Regions from separate parts of the Homo sapiens genome. Here regions 1 and 2 are each linked to region 3. A link is an interaction called in ENCODE POLR2A ChIA-PET data of the cell type or tissue named here. Cell type or tissue: Caco-2. All regions are shown on one strand. Each heading gives the region's core, and the rest is flanking DNA. Links, peaks and the distances in the headings are about the cores only. Region 1 overlaps MSI2 (musashi RNA binding protein 2). Region 2 overlaps MSI2 (musashi RNA binding protein 2). Region 3 overlaps MSI2 (musashi RNA binding protein 2).

The links. ChIA-PET counts read pairs that join two places held together with the same protein. Peaks named below come from ENCODE experiments on the same cell type or tissue, not always from the same donor. Only the 100,000 strongest peaks of a DNase experiment are listed, where the experiment ranks them.
Region 1: POLR2A ChIA-PET joins it to region 3 with 5 read pairs; 2 of 35 experiments call an interaction of 5 or more read pairs at or near these places.
Region 2: POLR2A ChIA-PET joins it to region 3 with 6 read pairs; 3 of 35 experiments call an interaction of 5 or more read pairs at or near these places.

What each region holds. Positions count from the first base shown.
Region 1 is chr17:57,536,178-57,542,342 of GRCh38, forward strand. All of the region lies in intron 7 of MSI2 (musashi RNA binding protein 2), which reads left to right. Among named protein-coding and RNA genes, the nearest start is that of MSI2-AS1, 69 kb to the right of the region's middle. In Caco-2, for the core only: no CTCF peak of the experiment used is centred there; no DNase peak of the experiment used is centred there.
Region 2 is chr17:57,496,019-57,502,183 of GRCh38, forward strand. The region is part of intron 6 of MSI2 (musashi RNA binding protein 2); the gene reads left to right. Among named protein-coding and RNA genes, the nearest start is that of MSI2-AS1, 110 kb to the right of the region's middle. RefSeq lists an enhancer at 16-517. In Caco-2, for the core only: no CTCF peak of the experiment used is centred there; no DNase peak of the experiment used is centred there.
Region 3 is chr17:57,411,075-57,417,239 of GRCh38, forward strand. All of the region lies in intron 6 of MSI2 (musashi RNA binding protein 2), which reads left to right. Among named protein-coding and RNA genes, the nearest start is that of MSI2, 160 kb to the left of the region's middle. RefSeq lists an enhancer at 1-139. In Caco-2, for the core only: no CTCF peak of the experiment used is centred there; a DNase peak (open chromatin) is centred at 3,197.

The DNA of each region.
Region 1 (6,165 bases), core at 489-5,488, 130 kb after region 3:
GTGTGGGATGTCAGACATAATGTATGCATGTCCTTCCTAATGAGAGTCTAACATTCTGACTTTATTTACCTAGGGAAGAACGTTGGGACTGTATAAGCTGTACATGTGACTTTGTAGGATGGAGGAATAAGTGTATTTGACAAAAACGATCAGACCCTCTGGCCAGAAAGGGCACAGTCCAAGAAGAAGGGTTGTTGGAGGGAGTAGAAAGTATGATAAGGATGTGTAGAATCACAGCTGGTGATGACACTTTTGCTGATGTGACAGGAGGGCAGCCTGCAAAAGATTGGCTCCCACGCTGCCCTCGTTTGGGGTCTGGAGCAGGATTTGCTGCCTGTCTTCCCTGCTGGCATTTTACCGGTAGTATTTTCCCCACCTCTCAAATCTGCTCTTATCTTTTCACTAATTGTTGATGGTGTTAAGTATCCATCAAATCCTCTCCCAAGTCTGAGATGTGTTAAGGGGTTTATTGGAAGCCTGTAAACCAACAGTTGGTCACTATTGGTATTGATCCTAATTCTGCACCAGGATTAGAAACCACTTGACAAGAAAGCGGACAGTCTGTCATAGACCACCACCAACAGCCAGGGTTCCTGGCCTCCCAGAGCTTTCAGTTTAGTCCGTAGTGTGATGTAACATGCCAGCTGGGTTCTCTTAGGTAAGTTCAGGGTCCTAGATGGGGTTAGGTGAAAATCCAGTTCTCTTTCCAGAGTGGACCATTGTTGGGTGGCAGAGGGTGGGGCGGTGGGCAACTGTTTAAGAAAGACATTGACCAACAGGAATCTGGGAGAGAATGGTGAGAATGGGGTAGAAACTCAATATGATTGAGTCCAAGAGGTCTTGAGGGGAGTGGAGAGCTGTGATGTGGTCATTCATTGCAGCCTTTGGGTACTTGAAGAGTTTCCATTGGAAAAGAGTTCTGTGTAGCCTCAATGTTGGGCACACTTGAGTTAGAACAAGGAAGAATCGCCTAGTCCAACAGTGGCAATAAGAGGACAGCCATTGCCCCTCTGCCAGATTCTCAGAACCCAAGGTTCTGTGCCTCCAGTGGGCTCATTCTAAAGCTGGGACTGTGTGAGGGGGTGGGCATGCTGCGTGCCCACCGTGAGGGGCACACCCGCCTCTTCACTGCCTTGCAGGGCTGTATCCCCAGGCCCTGTAACCTTGCAGCGATGGAGGGCAAAGGAGGGGGTGGGATAAAGAGTCAGCCCACCCTTTGCCATCTTTCAGAGACCAGCCCCGGAGCTGTCTGCACATTTTATTTTCTCGTTAAATAAACACCATTAGCCTTCCTGAGAAATTGGTGCAAACATGACCTCGCAAATAACCAATTAAAAGGGTAGGGTTGAAGGGGAATGTGAATTTGAAAACATGTAGAGGAGGCCATTAAGGATTCCTGTAGAATCTGGCAACATCGATCCAAGACCTTAATTTTATTTCTGACAGGAAAGCAAGGAGTGTGCTTTCATTTTTTTCCCCCGAGTTAACTCAATTCCGGAAGCGCCCATTCCGGCGCTGTCTCTTGAGATATTAATCAACACAGTAGCTTGGTTTCTGTTCACCTGCTCTTCTTTGGAGACACGGAGTAATACAAAGCCCTCAACTTCCTAGCAACAGGGCTGGGGGACAGGGTGCCCGGGGCAAGAGGGAGCTTGCAAAGCCAGGGGGAGTTTGGTACCCAGGATGAGCTGCACTTTTTTAGCCAAAATACAAATCTTAAACTTCTTTCCTTTGGAATAAAAGCCCTGGCACCAAAAGGGTGGTGACCTAATAGGTCTTCCTGCCTCCCCCTGCTGTGGCCCACGGAAGCAGAAAGGGAGTGGGCTCAGGGTCAGCAACTTCACTGACCCAGAAGTGGTTTTTTTGTAGAGAGGGACAATGAATCTTTTGTTTGGTCCTGTTCCCATAGAGGCCCAGGCTCTGACTCTCACAACATGGTTTAAGATCTCGGTGAGGGCAGAGTGTGGAGATCTGAAGAGAAAGGAGCTTTTAGCATGGCAGCTTGATTAAAAGCACCCCCTTTCTTAGCATCACGGCACTGCCAGTGGCCGGAGAGGGCTGGGCCAGGGGTCGCCGCAAGCCCTGGGTGGCTGCCTCCCCGTTGGGACTTAAGGTTCCTAGAGGGGTCCCGGTTATTATGCACCTCTGGACTTCAGCCTCTGTTTTCAGTTTGTGGATCAGAGGGTGTACGCTATCCCATCTGTATCTGTATATCAGCATGGTATGCTGCAAAGAGCTTGAGTTTTAGAGTTGGTCATACTCGGTTTCAGATCCCAGCTTTCCCTTGGGCGTGATCTCAGGCAAGTTACAAGATGTTTTACTCCCTTGTGAAGGTAACACACCCGCTCTGTAAGAGTTAAATGATTCCGCTTGCGAGGTGCCCACTCCCCACTCCCCGCAAGTGGAGAGTGCGGGGCAGCCTGGTTTCTTCCCCCTTCCTCCTTAAGTGAAACCACCTGCTTAACTTCTTTAGGCAAACAAACTAAAATCTGTGTTTGAGTTTTGGGGACCCTAGTCTTGAAAAATAAAACCCTTTCGTGGTTGTTTTTTCCTCTGCTTTGCACACACACATATGCTTGCATGTGCATGGAATATCTTTGAAAGGATGCCTGCAAAATCGGTAACAAGGAGTTAGAACTGCATATTGGTTAAGATCACATGCTCTGAAGTGAGACAAATCTAAGCTCTGGGACTTAATAGCTGTGTGACCTTGGGCAACTTACTTATCTTCTCTGCAACTCAGATTCCTTATCTGTAAAATAGGACATTGGGTTAGCCTGAAGCTTACGTCATTTAATGAGTATAAAGGGTTTGGAACAGTCTCTGCCCATACTAAACACTCAAATATGTTTTATGCACACGTGCATATCATATGCAGATGTACATACATTAAAAACATACATACATAAAAAAGTGTTTGCTCCTTTTTTATGGGGAAGAGAATTAAGCAACCTGAGATACAGAGACGGAGGGAATCTTTTTATTATATACTCATTTACTTTTTGAATTTTTTTTTTTTTTTTGAGACGGAGTCTGGCTCTGTTGCCCAGGCTGGAGTGCAGTGGCGCAATCTTGGCTCGCTGCAATACTTTTTGAATTTTTGTACCTTATGCACTTATTACCTATTCATTTACTTCTTTAGTGTGAGCTTTTAAAATTTATTCCAATTTGAATTGTCAATGCAGTGATAGAACAACGTGAAAGAGACTTTTTGAAAGAAAGAAAATTTACCAGCCGGGCACAGTGGCTCACGGCTGTAATCCCAGCACTTTCGGAGGCCAAGGTGGGCAGATCACTTGAGGTCAGGAGTTCAAGACCAGCCTAGCCAACAGGGTGAAACCCCATCTCTACTGAAAATACAAAAATTAGCCAGGAACGGTGGCACGTGCCTGTAATCCCAGCTACTCAGGAGGCTGAGGCAGGAAAATTGCTTGAACCTGGAGACAGAGGTTGCTTTTTGTTTCCATAAACAGATGATCTGATGGATAGATGAGGATTTTCTTAGTAGTTTCTGCTCTTCCCAGACAACGTGCTATTATTAGAATAGCCAGACTGGCCCTGGTCTGAAAAGAAGCCTGGTTTGCGCCAGTTCATCCAAGACCAGAGGGGAGGAGGGCCAGAACAGGGAGGTCCTCCATCCCAGGAGCTCAAAGTGCTTCGTAATTCAAGTTTAAAAAAAGTTAAAAGCATTTTTCTACCCCAAGTTATGACTAGTAAACACGTGGGGACCTTACACAGCGTGGCAAATGCAGAATCTTCCTCTGCATTCCCATTGTTTATGGCTTAGGAGTCAAGGCAACACCCGGTTAATGATGCTTGTGAAGTGTCTGGGCCATGTGGCAAAGGGATAAGAGCTTAGGTCCAGATTCCCACTGCAGGACTCACTTTCCAGAGCAACCACTAATCAATTGCTGTGTGACCCTGGACAAGTTACTAAATCTCTCTGAACCTCAGTTTTCTCATCTATTAAATGGTGTTAATGTTATTAACTCATGGACTTGGGAAGTTTAAGTGAGATAGTTTATCTGTGTGAAACATCTGATGCTTGGAAGGCTATCTGTAAATGTTAACTTTGTCATTATCATATTAATTATTGTTATTTTACTACTAAGAATACTGTGACTGTCATTACTTCGGGAATGGAGGCTCAGGCTTGCTGATTGGAGAGAATGTTAACACCCTAGATGGCTGCTGGCAGATGCTGTCAAGTTTTCCACCTTGAAGGGTGTTGTGGGCTGAATTTTGTCCTCCAAAAGCATAAGTTGAAGTCCTGACCCCTAAAAGATACCCCCAAAAGAAGTCCTAACCCCAAAAAGATAAGTTGAAATACCTCAGAATGTGACCTTATTTAGAAAGAGGGTCTTTGGAGGTGTAATCGGGTTAAGAGGAGGTCTTAGTGGAGTGAACTGATCTCACCATAGTCCTTATAAGAAGGAACATGTGAAGAGAGAGACACAGGGAGATGGCCACATGACCTCAGAGGCAGGGACAGGGGCAGTGCGGCTGCAAGCCAAGGATTGCTGACCACACCAGAAGCTAAGAGAAGAGCCTGAAACAGATTTTCCCCTGAGCCTTCAAGAGGGCATGGCCTTGCCAACACCTGGATTTCAGATTTCTAGCTTTCAAAACTGAGACAGAATAAGTTTCTGTTGTTTTAAGCTCCCCCCTCCCATTTGTGGTAGCTTGTTATGGCAGCCCTAGGAAAATAATAGGGCAAAGCAGAGTTTCCTGCCCAGTATGTCCCCTTGCTCACTACTGGCCTGCAGTCCTGGTGGTCAGACTTATCCTTCTCGCTCTGTGCCTTGCTAGTCACAACCCCCCTAAGCAAAATGATGTGCAAGAGAAGTTAGAGAAAAGACCTTTCATGCAACTGAGAACACAGCCCCCGAAGCCTGACTTGGTTCACACCTTGCCCAAGTCTAATTTGCCAAAGACCTTGAAAGTGACCTTAGGATGTTAAAGATACATTTTGGTAGAGAGAGAGAGAGAGAGAGAGAGAGACACTTCAAGAAGTCTGAAGTTTACATTTTAATTTAGTGGCCTGCAGGGCTCAGTCATTTCTTTATAAGCCAAGGAATAACCAGTACAGTTATGAGTTGTCAGAATTCCCAACTCCAGCGACACAAACCATACTCATTAGAGTGGCGTTTCTAGCTGGTTCATTCAACTTGGCAATTCAGGGAAATAATCCAGAAAAAGAACGAAAGGAAGAAAAGGAAGGAATTCAGGAGAGCTCATGTGTATGACAACATGCACCCTGGCATCCCTATATACCTGCCTCCTTTCTATCCTGAAAAAAAATAAGAAAACAGCAAGACAACACTGAACTTCAAAAGCTGCCAAACAGACTTCTTTATTTCTTTATGTTGTCCCAGAAGCTCTTTCAGGCAGGAACATTTGCCAATTCAATCCTGGAGTGAATTTTTAAGCTAAATTAATGCAGTTGGGGGTCAAAATGGCAACACCTACAGGTCTTCAGTTGTAAGGACACCGGTGGGCACAGCAGTAATTGATCATTATAGCACTCATGTGGATGTGCTTCTCTTAATCCCCTGGTTTGGTTGGCAAACCAAGTAGTGTATAAAAATCACTGCCATGATTTTAAAGTGATCAAAGTTGTACACCTTTGAGCACTCCTTACGCATTTGAAATTTCTCCCTCAACTTGCCACCCATCTTGGTATCAGGAAATAACTGAAAGTGCCTTCTTCCCCCTGAATGTGTCCAGCGTTGGTGCCTGCGTTCTAGCACCCTAGGCAAAGCTGGCGCCTCTGCACCAGATCTGCAATGTGCGTACGCAATGCTGACATCCGATTTATTATCTCGGAGGGCTGGGCTGGTTCATGGATGATTCATGACTCTGCTTTCCACTGCCGCTGGAGGTGACATCATCTATTCGGGACCCAGAATAGACACAGGAGCAACAGTGGGCCGTGTTTTGTGTGTCTCTCACCAGCCCTGGGCTCCCTCCCACTTGCCACCCCGCTGCTGGGTGTTCATTGAGTGAGAATGGTGGTGACCCAAGGAGTCCGTCGGAAATGTCTTCTTAGTGGAAGGTCATAAATGTGTTTCAACACTGTTGCACAATAAAGCAGAGAAGGGACCTTTCCCAAAGTTCATCTCTTCCCTTACGTTCTTCTAGTTGGAATTTAGATTTCACTGGCAA
Region 2 (6,165 bases), core at 451-5,450, 85 kb after region 3:
AATGATACTAGAATCTGTGTTATAAGGCAGAACAAAAGGGGTTTATCTGAAGCTGAATTACAAAGGTGGAATTATCACTGCGAATGATCCACAGAGATCTGGGGCTTAATTATTGTCGCTTGTGTCATTTCGGCATAATATGGGTAGTTACTGGAGCAGAGTAGAAGTGCGGGAGGGCCAGCCTGTCAATCACCCGGTGGATGCCAGGATTCCCACCCCTTACACTTAGCGCCACGCCAGCCGTGTGCCCTACAGAGCCACAGGAATGGATCCCTTTGGCCATCTGTGGCTATGTGGTACTTTCAGTTTTCTTAATGTTTTAATGACTCCCCTGTCCTACCTCCAGCCCAATCCCCCTCTCCCCACTTAGGTCCTTTGCCCTCTTGGCCCTGTCGAACCTTCCAGGAGGCTGATGAACGGTCTCATACACTGATGGCATTTTCTCAGCCCGGTGAGGCCGCCACCACCTTCCAGAGCCTAATTGTTTTGACAAGCGAAGGAGGCAAGCTAATGTGCTCTGTCAGCCATTTGGTCACATTTGGTCAAAGCCAGGTGTCTGGCTGCAAATAGGTGCACTCAGGTAAACCACATCCCCGTGTGCTCCGGGAGGACAGAGCACGCAGGAGGCGGGAGTGTTGCGGGCAGCCCTTCCCCATCCCTGGCTCCAGCGCATTCATTCTCCTCCCAGGCTCCAGTCAAGTCTGAGGGTGAAGGGTGGGAACAAGACAGTTCAGCACCTGAACAGGGCAGGGCACCCAAGGGCTTTTAGAAATGCTGTTAGATTTATAGGGACCATCATCCTCTTCTTACTATTTTTATTATCATTTTTCATTATCCACCTGCTAGGTGTACAATTACAACTTGTTTTGTTGGTGGCTAAATTCAGCTGTCCTCCTCACCTTACTGTTAACCAAGAGAGGTATGGCCATTTTAAATGGCCAAAGTGTTTCTATTGGACCCTTTAATTTTTTTATTTGAGATGGAGTTTCGCTCTCGTTGCCCAGGCTGGAGTGCGATGGTGCAATCTCAGCTCACTGCAACCTCTGCCTCCCGAGTTCAAGCGATTCTCCTGCCTCGCCTCCCAAGTAGCTAGGATTAAAGGTGCCTGCTACCATGCCCAGCTAATTTTTGTATTTTTAGTAGAGTCAGGGTTTCACCATGTTGGCCAGGCTAGTCTCGAACCCCTGACGTCTGGTGATCCACCTGCCTTGGCCTCCCAAAGTGCTGGGATTACAGGCATGAGCCACTGCACCCAGCCTATTGGACCCCTTTAAATGTGACTTTTTCTGCCAGACTTGTTTTCTGAGAGGTCATTGCACTGGTGCTTTTTGAAAAGCTACTCTGAGTGACCCCACGTATAAAGCGAGGAAAGGGAACAGGACTTTGGCAGGCAGCTGTGTGTGGCAGGAAGTGAACCAGGAAGGTGCTGGGTGTAGTCTTCTCCCACCCTCCAGCAGTGCTGGGGAGCTGCGCTTGTTTGGGAACAGAGAGGTTCAGGAATGTCGGGTCTTTGTCAAGGTTACATGGCTGGAAAATCAAAAAGACAGCTACGTCTCTCTATGTCTGAAGGCCATGTTTTTCAGCTAGTCCTGTACTTTTTTTAAAGTATGGTCTTCTAAATACCTCATCAGAGATGTCTTTGGGCCCCTTATCCAAAATGAAGATTCCTGGGCGCCACCCCAAGACAACTGAAACATGCTTTCTGAAGGAGCAAGCAGCTTGGGCTGTGCATGTAACAAGTCACCAGGTGTGACTGATGCACACGCAGGTAGTTGGGGGCCGCTGCACTGTCCGGACAAGCTGATGACAGCGTCAGCCCTGGTGTTCCCATAGATGCCTAGGTATTAGTTTGAACACCACATGTCCTCAGATATTCTTCATACCAAGAGAGCTGGTCCTTGGTACATTATACCCTACTGGGCTGGGGTAACAGAAAGTGGGAGCCATGACCTCAAATTAAATTAGAGCCAAAAAGGGAACATGTGGGATTTTCTTCACATCTCCCATTTAATAAATGAGAGAACTGATCCTGCAAGTAAGAGAATTCCATGAAGGACATACATTCACAGCAGATCTGGTCCTAGTAGCTGTTACCCCCGCTACCCTTAAAAAGTAAATATCTATCACCACTTGCCTTCCTATTGCTACGATGATTTAAAAGAAGAGTTGGTTTTAATTAGAATAAACATGGTATTTTTCTTGCTGCAACAAGGCCTTCAAAGGGGAAAAAAATCTCAATACCCCAATTATGCCAAAGCGTTCCCAGTCCTATCCAGGAGTAATTAAAAAATACAGCTGACGCTTGTTCTCTTGCTTGTTTTTAAATGAGTAGCTAAGTATCTGTCAAGATGATGAGCACCTAGGCCGCTGACGGCCTTACCATCTCAATTTGCTCCCAGGAACTGCAGAGATGAGAACACGAAAGCTGTTGTTTTGAACTGTGAGGTACCTGGCTACCCCAGGCACATGCATTTTGTGGTTGGTGGAGATCATCTCTCCGACCCCAGTACCAAAATGTGGGATGGAAGGCCAGGCCTCATGTCCACATTCTTATGCCTGGAACACATCTCTTCTTTCCCTATGGGCAGCTGAAGTGGCTTCTTCCTGTGCCGCGCGGGGAGCTCAGCTTCTCTGCAGTACACAGCATGTTTTGAGGATCGTTGGGTAGAATTAGGTTGGCTTTGTTGGGGGAAATCCCCTAGTTGCAATTCACTTTTTAATTAGTTCATGGAACCTTTCTTTCTTTTTTTTTCTTTTTTTAAATTATACTTTAAGTTCTAGGGTACACGTGCACAATGTGCAGATTTGTTATATATGTATACGTGCACCATGTTGGTGTGCTGCACCCATTAACTCGTCATTTACATTAGGTATATCTCCTAATGCTGTCCCTCCCCCCTCCCCCCACCCCACAACAGGCCCCGGTGTGTGATGTCCCCCTTCCTGTGTCCAAGTGTTCTCATTGTGGAACTTTTATTTCTAAAATATGCCCCCAGGTGAATTGAGAAGTCATTTTGCATATTAACACCATCCATTTGGTGACAATTGGGCTTTTTTTCCTCAAGCTAAGGGCAAGGCCAGACGCGGTGGCTCATGCCTGTAATCCCAGCACTTTGGGAGGCTGAGGCGGATGGATCACCTGAGGTCAGGAGTTCAAGACTAGCCTGGCCAACATGGCACAACCCCCTCTATACTAAAAATACAAAAATTAGCCAGGTGTGGTGGTGCATGCCTGTAATCCCAGCAACTCAGGAGGCTGAGGCAGGAGAATTGCTTGAACCCTGGAGGTGGTGGTTGCAGTGAGCCGAGATTGTGCCACGGCACTCCAGCCTGGGCAACAGAGTAAGATTCTGTCTTAAAAAAAAAAAAAAAAAAGGGCAGCTAAGGGCAATTCTGTATGCATTCTTCTCACCCCACCCACAACACACATGTTTTTCTAAAGACAAAATCAAGGGCAGACTTGAAAAGGAAATAATCATAAAAGTTTCTATAGCATTTGGAGTTCTTAATATTTACCCATCAGTTTACAGCATGTTTTTATATATGTGGTGTTCCGGTTATCTATTGATGCATAACAAATCACCCAAAAACTTGTTGGCTTAAAACAACAGCAATCGTTATATTATTTCTCGTGGTTTCTGTGGAGCGGGAATTTGGGCGGGACTCAACTGAGTGGTTCAGGCTGGGAGCATCTCATGAGGTTGCAGTCAGACATGAGGTTGTAGTTCTAGTGGCTGCCACTGGCACAACAGGGGCTGACGAAGCATCTGTCCAAGGGATCTCAGGACTTCTCCCCATGGTCTCTCTGCATGAGCTGGTTTGAGCTTCTTTATATCATGGCTGCCTCAGGCAGTCAAACTCCTTGTACAGAAGCTTAGGGCTGGAGCACAAATGTTTCCACAGACAAGGCAGAAGCGTGTTCACTTTTTTTTTTTTAACCTAACCTCAAAGGTCAAACAACACAAGTGAGTCTCAAACTCTCAACTGGAATGAAGGGGAGGGGACATAGAGCTCACCTCGGGATTGGAGGCGTATTGAGGTCCTATCGTAGATCGCATGTGGCACGGGGGAGATATTGTGGCCATCTTAGGAGAATACAGTCTGCCACATGTGGTCACTCTCAGACACGCTCAGGACGGGTAGGAGGTCTTATTATCACCATTTTACAAACTGGAAACTCAAAGCCAGAGAGGTAAAGTAGTTTGCCTGCAGTCACTCAGATCTTAAGTGGATATTAGAACTCATATCCTGAGGGATGTGAGAAAAGGGGAAAGAAGGCAGCACCAAGTAGCTTGTCCAGGTGACCTTTGGGGGCAGGTGGGACTTGGTGGCTCTATACCTCAGATCTCTCTTCGCCACCATATGAAATGAGTTGCGTCTTTTTTTTTTTTTTCTCTTTCTCTCTCATATAGACTCTTGGGTGCAGGGAGGGAAGAGCCAGGTGGGGTGGGCTAGCAAGAGGAGGAGCGAGCTCTGGAGGAGGAGGTTGGACAGTTGCCCGCTTGGTAGAGCAGCTAGTTTTTTACAACCACTGTCAGGAGAGGAAGGGCCATCCGGGTCTGTAGGGTGTGTGTGTTGACCAGGCTTTACCCAGAGCACTGTCCTGTCTCTTCTGAAGGTCAGGGCACTCAATGAAGGACAAGTCCAGCTGTGGCCTTTAAATTAGAAGACTAGCCAGGTGTGGTGGCTCACACCTGTTATCTCAGTGTTTTGGGAGGCTGAGCCAGGCAAATTGCTTGAGCTCAGGAGTTCGAGGCCACCCTGTCTCTACCAAAAAAAAAAAAAAAAAAAGGATTAGCAGGGGCATGGTGGCATGTGCATGTAGTCCCAGCTACTTGGGAGGCTGAGGTGGGAGGATCACTTGAGTCCAGGAGGTCAAGGCTGCAGTGAGTTATGATTGTACCACTGCAGTACAGCCTGGGTGACAAAGTGAGACCCTGTCTTGAAAAAAAAAAAAATGAACCAATATGATTAATAATAATGGCAGCATCAAGAGCCTGTACTTCCTATGTGTTTCCATGTGTGTAAATGCTCTGTCACACCGTCTCATTTCACCTCATTTCCCCATAAAGAACATTCTATTAACTGGGGTTCAGAGAGTAACTTGTTCTGTCGCTCACCCAAGATCGCCGTGTGGTTCCTGAGTGTAAGGTGTGAAGCCAAGTCTCTGTGGCCCTGGGGCCCGAGCCCTCAACTGCCCTGCTAGGGTCCAAGCTGACCACTGCAGGGCCTTAGTCTGGAGGAACGGCTTGACTCCGGACATCTGCAGGAGTGTTTGCTGTGTTGAGTTGAGCCCCTCTGCCAGACGTGTCAAAACAAATGCTTTTGTGTGTTTACTGCCTCACACGCTCAGCCAGAAGCTCCTGTTTTATCATCTAGTTTAGATTGAGGGGAAGAGGCTTCATCAGTAAGGACCTGTCTCACTCTTCATCCCACGGCCCTGGGCCAGGCCCTGTTAGCTTTCAAGAAGGCAGTTTATCCCTCAAGGGTGGTCCTGCCTCCAGGCTGCCCCCACCCCATCCCTGTGGTTCTGCGCACAGAATATTGTTAGATTTGATTTTTCCAAGTCGTCTCTCTCAGTGCCTAAAAGAGATTCTGGCGTGCTCAGGGAAGTTTTTTGAAGTGACCAAATGAACAGTATGTGTGCTGATTCATCTCCCCTCACTACTGTCAGGGTGAACCAAGTTCAGCCGTTGGCAACGAGACGGACCTAGAATAGCCCCTGCTCCTGGAGATTTTATTCATAGACCCTTCAACACAGCCTGCTCTTATAGACACAGTCATTACATGTCTTGGGTTTTTCAGGAAGATTTAGATTTTCTGTGTCAGATGATGTATTTAAGATAACTTCAGTCACTGCGTAGCTCTGCAGGACAACCATTTATTACAGGTCTATTTCAATTTTTGAAACTTATAGTAGAGACAGTTGCTAAGTTCAAGCTCTCAGAGCTCACCTCCAGGTTGCATAGCCAGTTTCTAGGAGGGTCCTGGGTTTCAAGAGCAAGAGATTCCCCTCATCCTCCACTCCTGGGCTATAGGCAGGTACAGAGTACAAGGCTCAGAAGGGCCCACCAGCGATGTGGGGCTCTCCAAGGGTCCTCTAGGAAGGAGACCCCAGGGGAGAGAGAATGAGTTGGGGCAACCAATAGGAAAAGGGCTAAGAAT
Region 3 (6,165 bases), core at 369-5,368:
GCTCACTGCAGCCTCAGTCTCTGGGGCTCAGGTGATTCCCCAACCTCAGCCTCCCAAGTAGCTAGGACTACAGGCATGCACCACCATGCCTGGCTAATTTTTTTGTATTTTTAGTAGAGACAGGGTTTCACCGTGTTGCCGAGGCTGGTCTCAAACTCCTGGACTCAAGTGATCTGCCTGCCTCAGCCTCCCAAAGTGTTGGGATTACAGGCGTGAGCCACCACACTCAGCCGATTTTTATTCTTTAATAAGAGCAACCCATTTCTTTTATCAACAGACTTGTTTTCTTAGCAAAAAGGGAGGACGTATTGATGTCACTGCTTTCCATTCAACTAAGTTGGTATTTGTGTTCAGATTTAGGGATTCCTGTTTGCCCGAACCGTTCATGTATCTTTTACCTTGTAATTGTCCCAACAGCCCTGTGAGGTAGGATAATTATCCCTATTTTAAAATTAGGTAAGGAAGACTAGGAGAGCATAAATGACTATGTAAGACCCCTTAGCCCAACAGCAGTGGGGCCCAAGGTTCAAATCTAGACTTCCTGGGTGAGGACTCTGGGTTTGTTGTTAAACTTAAGCTGTTTATCCTGAGGTGATCTTCTTTGGGGTGGCCCTGACCAGTTGTTTGTAGTGCCATAGAGTTACTATGGTATGGCCAGGCGCAGTGGTTCACACCTGTAATCCCAGCACTTTGGGAGGCTGAGGCGGGTGGATCATGAGGTTAGGAGTTTGAGACCAGCCTGGCCAACATGGTGAAACCCTGTCTCTACTAAAAATACAAAAATTAGCAGGGTGTGGTGGCGGGCGCTTGTAATCCCAGCTACTCAGAAGGCTGAGGCAGGAGAATTGCTTGAACCTGGGAGGCAGAGGTTGCAGTGAGCCAAGATCACACCATTGCACTCCAGCCTGGGCGACAAACCAAGACTCCGTCTGGGGGCGGGGCCGGGGGAAGAATTACTATGGTACCTCTTTGAGGAAAGTCACTCTGACCTTCCTCTCTGTCACCCAGGCTAGAGTATAGTGGCGCGACCTCAGCTCACTGCAACCTCTGCCTCCCAAGTTCAAGCAATTCTCCTGCCTCAGCTTCCTAAGTAGCTGGGTTTACAGGCGTGTGCCACCACGCCTGAATAATTTTTGTATTTTTAGTAGAGACAGGGTTTCGCCATGTTAGCCAGGCTGGTCTCGGACTCCAGACCTCAAGTGATCTGCCTACCTCAGCCTCCCAAAGTGCTGGGATTACAGGTGTGAGCTACCGCACCTGGCCAGTTTGTCTAAAATATTTTATATTAGAACAAATATTATGGCACAGAATGCAATATTTGCATAATTCTTTTTTGAAACACTGTGATACTTGCAGACACTTCAGGATCGCTTCTGGCTGCATCAGTTCCTGGTCATTCTGGGCTGTCCCTTAACGTACTTTGCCTTTAGGAGGAGTACATAGGTAGAAAAGTTGAGAATCTCTATTGTTTACTCCTTAGTATAGGGGCTGGCAAACTTTTTCTGCAAAAGGCCAGATAATAACTATTTTTAGTTTTGTGGCCCAGATGGTCTCCTAGAACCATTCAGTTCTGCCATGCTATCACGATGACAGCCAAAGACAATATGAAAATGAATGGTTGTGGCTATATTCCAATAAAACTTTATTTACAAAAGTCAGGAGGCTGCTGGTTTTGGCCCTCAGACTGTATAGTTTTCATACCCCCTTGGCTGAGCATATTGCCTGCTAATAAGAGCATAGGTTGTTTACACTCAGTCTGTCTGGTATTAGACCCAGCTCATCTGTTTACTAGCTTGGTAACCTTGGGCAGGTCATTTAACTTCTTCCCACCTCACTTTCTTTATCTGTAAAATGGGGATAATGATGGTCTTTAACCCATAGGGTTGTCATGAGGATTAAATGAGCTAATGCACACATAGTTGTTAGCATCCTGCTAAGAAACAGAGTGAGCACTTAACAAATGTTAGAAACATGAGCTGGTGGTGTTATTTTCAACGTTGGAGACTCAGGTCCTCTGAGACTCTGGAGTTTCCACTTTAGTCCTGTCTAGCAGTAGGCTTGCTAGTGCAACAGCCTTTATATACACACACACACACACTCTCTCTCTCTCTGTCTGTCTCGTTCTCTCATTCATCTTTTCCATCTATCCTGTGGGGGAGCTTACCACTCAATTCTTCTACCCACCCTGGCAATGATGCAAACTAAAAAGCCCTTCCTGCATCTTCTGAGCATAAAGACGACGATTCAGTTTTATGCAATTTTGGTGGGATGTACCTCGAGTTCCATCCGGCTACCCCGCTGCTTCCAGTTTGTGGAACTGACTTGCCGGTTGCCCTGGCTTTGATGAAAGAGTTGAACCGATGTAGGCCCAAAGAGAGTTCTTCTGGGTGGATCCTTCTGATGAACACTCTTTACATTTCTTTCTCGAATAATTAAACTTTTTTTGGTAACGGATACTGCCTGGAAATTGTCCCAGTATCATTTGGCTGATGTTTGTTAAAATATCTTTATATATATTGATCCACTAATCTGTTTATTGCATTTATTTTGCCTCCTGGGAGAGCTTTTCAGATCCTCATTTAAGTTTTTCTTTCCTTTTCCTTTACATATGATTCTAATAAGCTTGGTTTTCTGGCTTCTTTTAAATTTATAGCAAATATTAAGGGGTGGAAAGATGTTAATAAACTCAGTGTAAAGCGAGAGGGAGAAAACCTATAAAAACAAAGAGGCTTCGATCTTGAAAAGCTCCGCAATGTAGGACTGTTTAGTGCAGGGAAACAGTCATCCTTCCTCATTAGGCCCACAAGGCATTGCATCTACAGCCTCACGCATCATTCATTTGTTCATTGATTCATTCAGCAGACCTTGATTACCTTGAATGCCAGGTACCGAGCTAGGAGCCAGGAGCACCTTGGTGAGTGGAACAGACAAGATCCTTGCTTACTTGGAGCTTAACAAGCATGGGGTGTGGGTGGCGGAGGACCAGCCAAAAGCAAGCAAGGAAATAATAAAAATAATTACAGATTGTGTCATCAAGGAAAGAAACCAGGAGCTGAGAGAATCCATAATGGGAATACGGAAGAGGGAATCTTGGCTTATCAAGAAGTCAGATATGTGTAGTCTCTTTGCCTTGACCTGACTGTAAATTCCACCAAGTGGGGCTGGGTCTGTTTACTCACCCTGTAGCACCAGGACTGGCCTATGGCCTGGGCAGTAGTTGGTGCTCAGTAAACAGTGGTGGAATGAATGGATCCTCTGTATCGGAGGGCAGGGAAGTTCCAGTCATTGGAGAAGGAGTTTCAAAGGGTAAAATTAGGATTTTTTTTTTTTTTGAGACAGAGTTTCACTCTTGTTGCCCAAGCTGGAGTGCAGTGGTGCAATCTTGGCTCACTGCAGCCTCTGCCTCCTGGGTTCAAGCAACTCTCCTGCCTCAGCCTCCCAAGTAGCTGGGATTATAGGCGCCTGTCACCACGCTTGGCTAATTTTTTGTATTTTTTGTAGAGATGATGTTTCGCCATGTTGGCCAGGCTGGTCTCAAACTCCTGGCCTTAAAAGGAGGTGAGCATCTGCCCGTGTTGGCCTCCCAAAATGCTGGGATTACAGGCATGAGCCACCCTGCCCAGCCAGGATTTTTCTTTTTAAAATGGGGCATTAAGAGAGTATATTCCATTATCTGGAGCATTTCCTTATGTGAAACCCATTATTTCCCTGCATCCTAGGATCCCTTAGCTATTTCCAACCCGCAGCAAAAGCTTAATAGAACTAAGGGAATATCTGGGCAGGGTGAGCTGGTCAGTAATGCCCTTTTCAGAGTCGGTAGATTCTCAGGCAGGTTTCGGCATAGAGGGTAGACACAGAGAAGGGAAGGATGTCAGGAGGGTAAAAATTGGGATATGCAACTCTGTTTCATCTTCTCTCCTTCTCTTCTTTCTGTCTTTGGTCTAAGAAAAGCAGTAGACTTGCTGCTTGGGAGGTACCAGGGTAGGTCAGTGACTTTGAAAAGCTGGTGAGACGGTGAGAGCGTTGACTCATCTAGGCTCATAGATGTTATGGATCCTCTGGGCACCAGGGATGGGGGTACTTGGATGGGCATCGGGCAGTTTCTCTCCCAGACTTGCCGTCTTGTGATCAGCCAGGGTGGGGAATGAAAATGGGTCCAACAACATTAAGCCACAGCACAATCCTCCCTGATGTTGAGAAATCTGGCTGTGGACATGGAGAATGTGTTTGTGGGTACATTTTTGCCTCTCGAATGAACCGAATTTGCCATTGGCATTTACTGCCAGACTGTCGGGAATTATGTGGGGTTGTGGGGGGATTATGTGGGGTGAAGTTGAACAATTCTCAACTTTGGAATTGGGCAGACCTGAGTTTGAATCCAGATCATTTGCTGTTAGCATTGTGACCCTGGGCTATTGATTCAACTGTCTCCTGAGCCTGGTTTCTCATCCGTTAAGTGGGCATACAATTTCATTTACAATGGGGTTGTAAGAATGAAAAGATACACATTTGCCCAGGGTCTGGCACATGGGTATTTAATGATAGTCTCCCCTGCCTGCATTCCCTTTCTGCTCCCCATTCCCCCCAACATCCCGTGTTTCTGAACCCCCAAATTGCTGACTTTCACCAGGTTCACTCCCTCTGATAAACTCCCTCCCTTAATCTGCACAAAGCCCTCTCTGTGTGCCAAATGGACGGTTTTTGGACCAGTTTCTTAGTTGCTCCCAGCCTCTGCCCCCACCCCTCCACAGCTATCCCTCTGACAAATCCGGAACCATGGAAGTCCTCATTCTGAGATCCTCCTAGATTTAACCCAGCTGGAGTTAGTGTTGGGGGAGGCTAAGTGGAGGATTTGGCTTTTTTTCCTCTTATGCTAATGAAGTGAATATGGCAAGGAGTCACAATATTTTCTTTCCAGGCAAAGAAATGTTGTAGTAGGAGAAACAGCATGCAGGGGAAGCAAATGTGATCTCACTGGATTCTCTCAAGGGAGGAATAGGACAAATTGTCAGCTTCTGTTGAGAAGATAATACTCTCACTATGATAAATGCCAAGTTTCTATTGAAAACCACCATCTTAATGGTGGTGTCCCCAAGCACTCAGTGCTTGCCTGGCAGCCGAGACCAGAGGAGAAGCAGAGGAAAGCAGATATTTGTAGGGGGTTGTTTGTTTGCAATGAGAAATCAGTTCAAAGCAAAGGAGATGGTGCATTAAAAATGTTCTTTTAAGGCAGCTTTAAAAAGCTAACTGGAGTGCTCCAGTGTGGCCTGATCTTAAAACACACCTATGGGGAGACTTCCACCCTCAATAAATATTTCTTGCATATGACTTGAATTAAAGGAGGCACATGGGGCTGGAAGCCGCCCGAAATAATTTTCCCTCCCATAGGAAGCAGCCGCTGTAATTCACTTGCAAGTTATTTCAAAAGGCCTGTTCTGATAGAAATTGCTGCCTTCTCGTGGACTGGGATTTTTCTCGTACTGTCTGTGACATCCCTTCTTGACAAGGGTGTGTCCGCCCATATTTTACAATGCACCACTCCCTCAAAGAGCGTCTCAGTTTGTTGTTGCCCTTTTTGGGGGTGCTTATGCTGGTTTCTCTTAGACACCTGAGTGTGGCTGATCTGCCTCACAGCCTACACTCAGGGAGACCTTCAGGTTAGTTAAGGGAGTTCCTGGGGTTGGGGGGCTGGACGACAGTACATTCAGGAGCTCTAAGAATGCTGGTGATCATGGGAACAACTGGAGGGGGAGGAAGAAGGTCTCTTATCAGCTGCTGTTGAAAGGTCCTAAGGTGGTTGTGCTTGTCCAACCATCCTTGCATTCAGGAACCCAAGCTAGGTATTAAGCACCATGATGGGGCCACAGAGATGGGTGAGGTGGGGTGCCCACCCATGTGGGGCTTGTGGTCAAGGAGCAGAGATGGTGGTAAGCAGAATCGCAGTGTGGTATAGCAAATGGAGAGCCTGCCAGTGTCACTGCGAGGTGGGGACGGTGGTTGCTGCTGTGGAGCTCCTCTCCCAGGCCTCCCATCCTTTCCCTCAGCTGACTCGGCTGTTCCCTATGGTGGCCGCTGAAGGCAGATCATGTCTTCATGTGCCTCAATGCCAGCCTGAGCATTGACCTGGAAAAGGTGCTTGACAGACATTTATTCTGGGCTCCATAA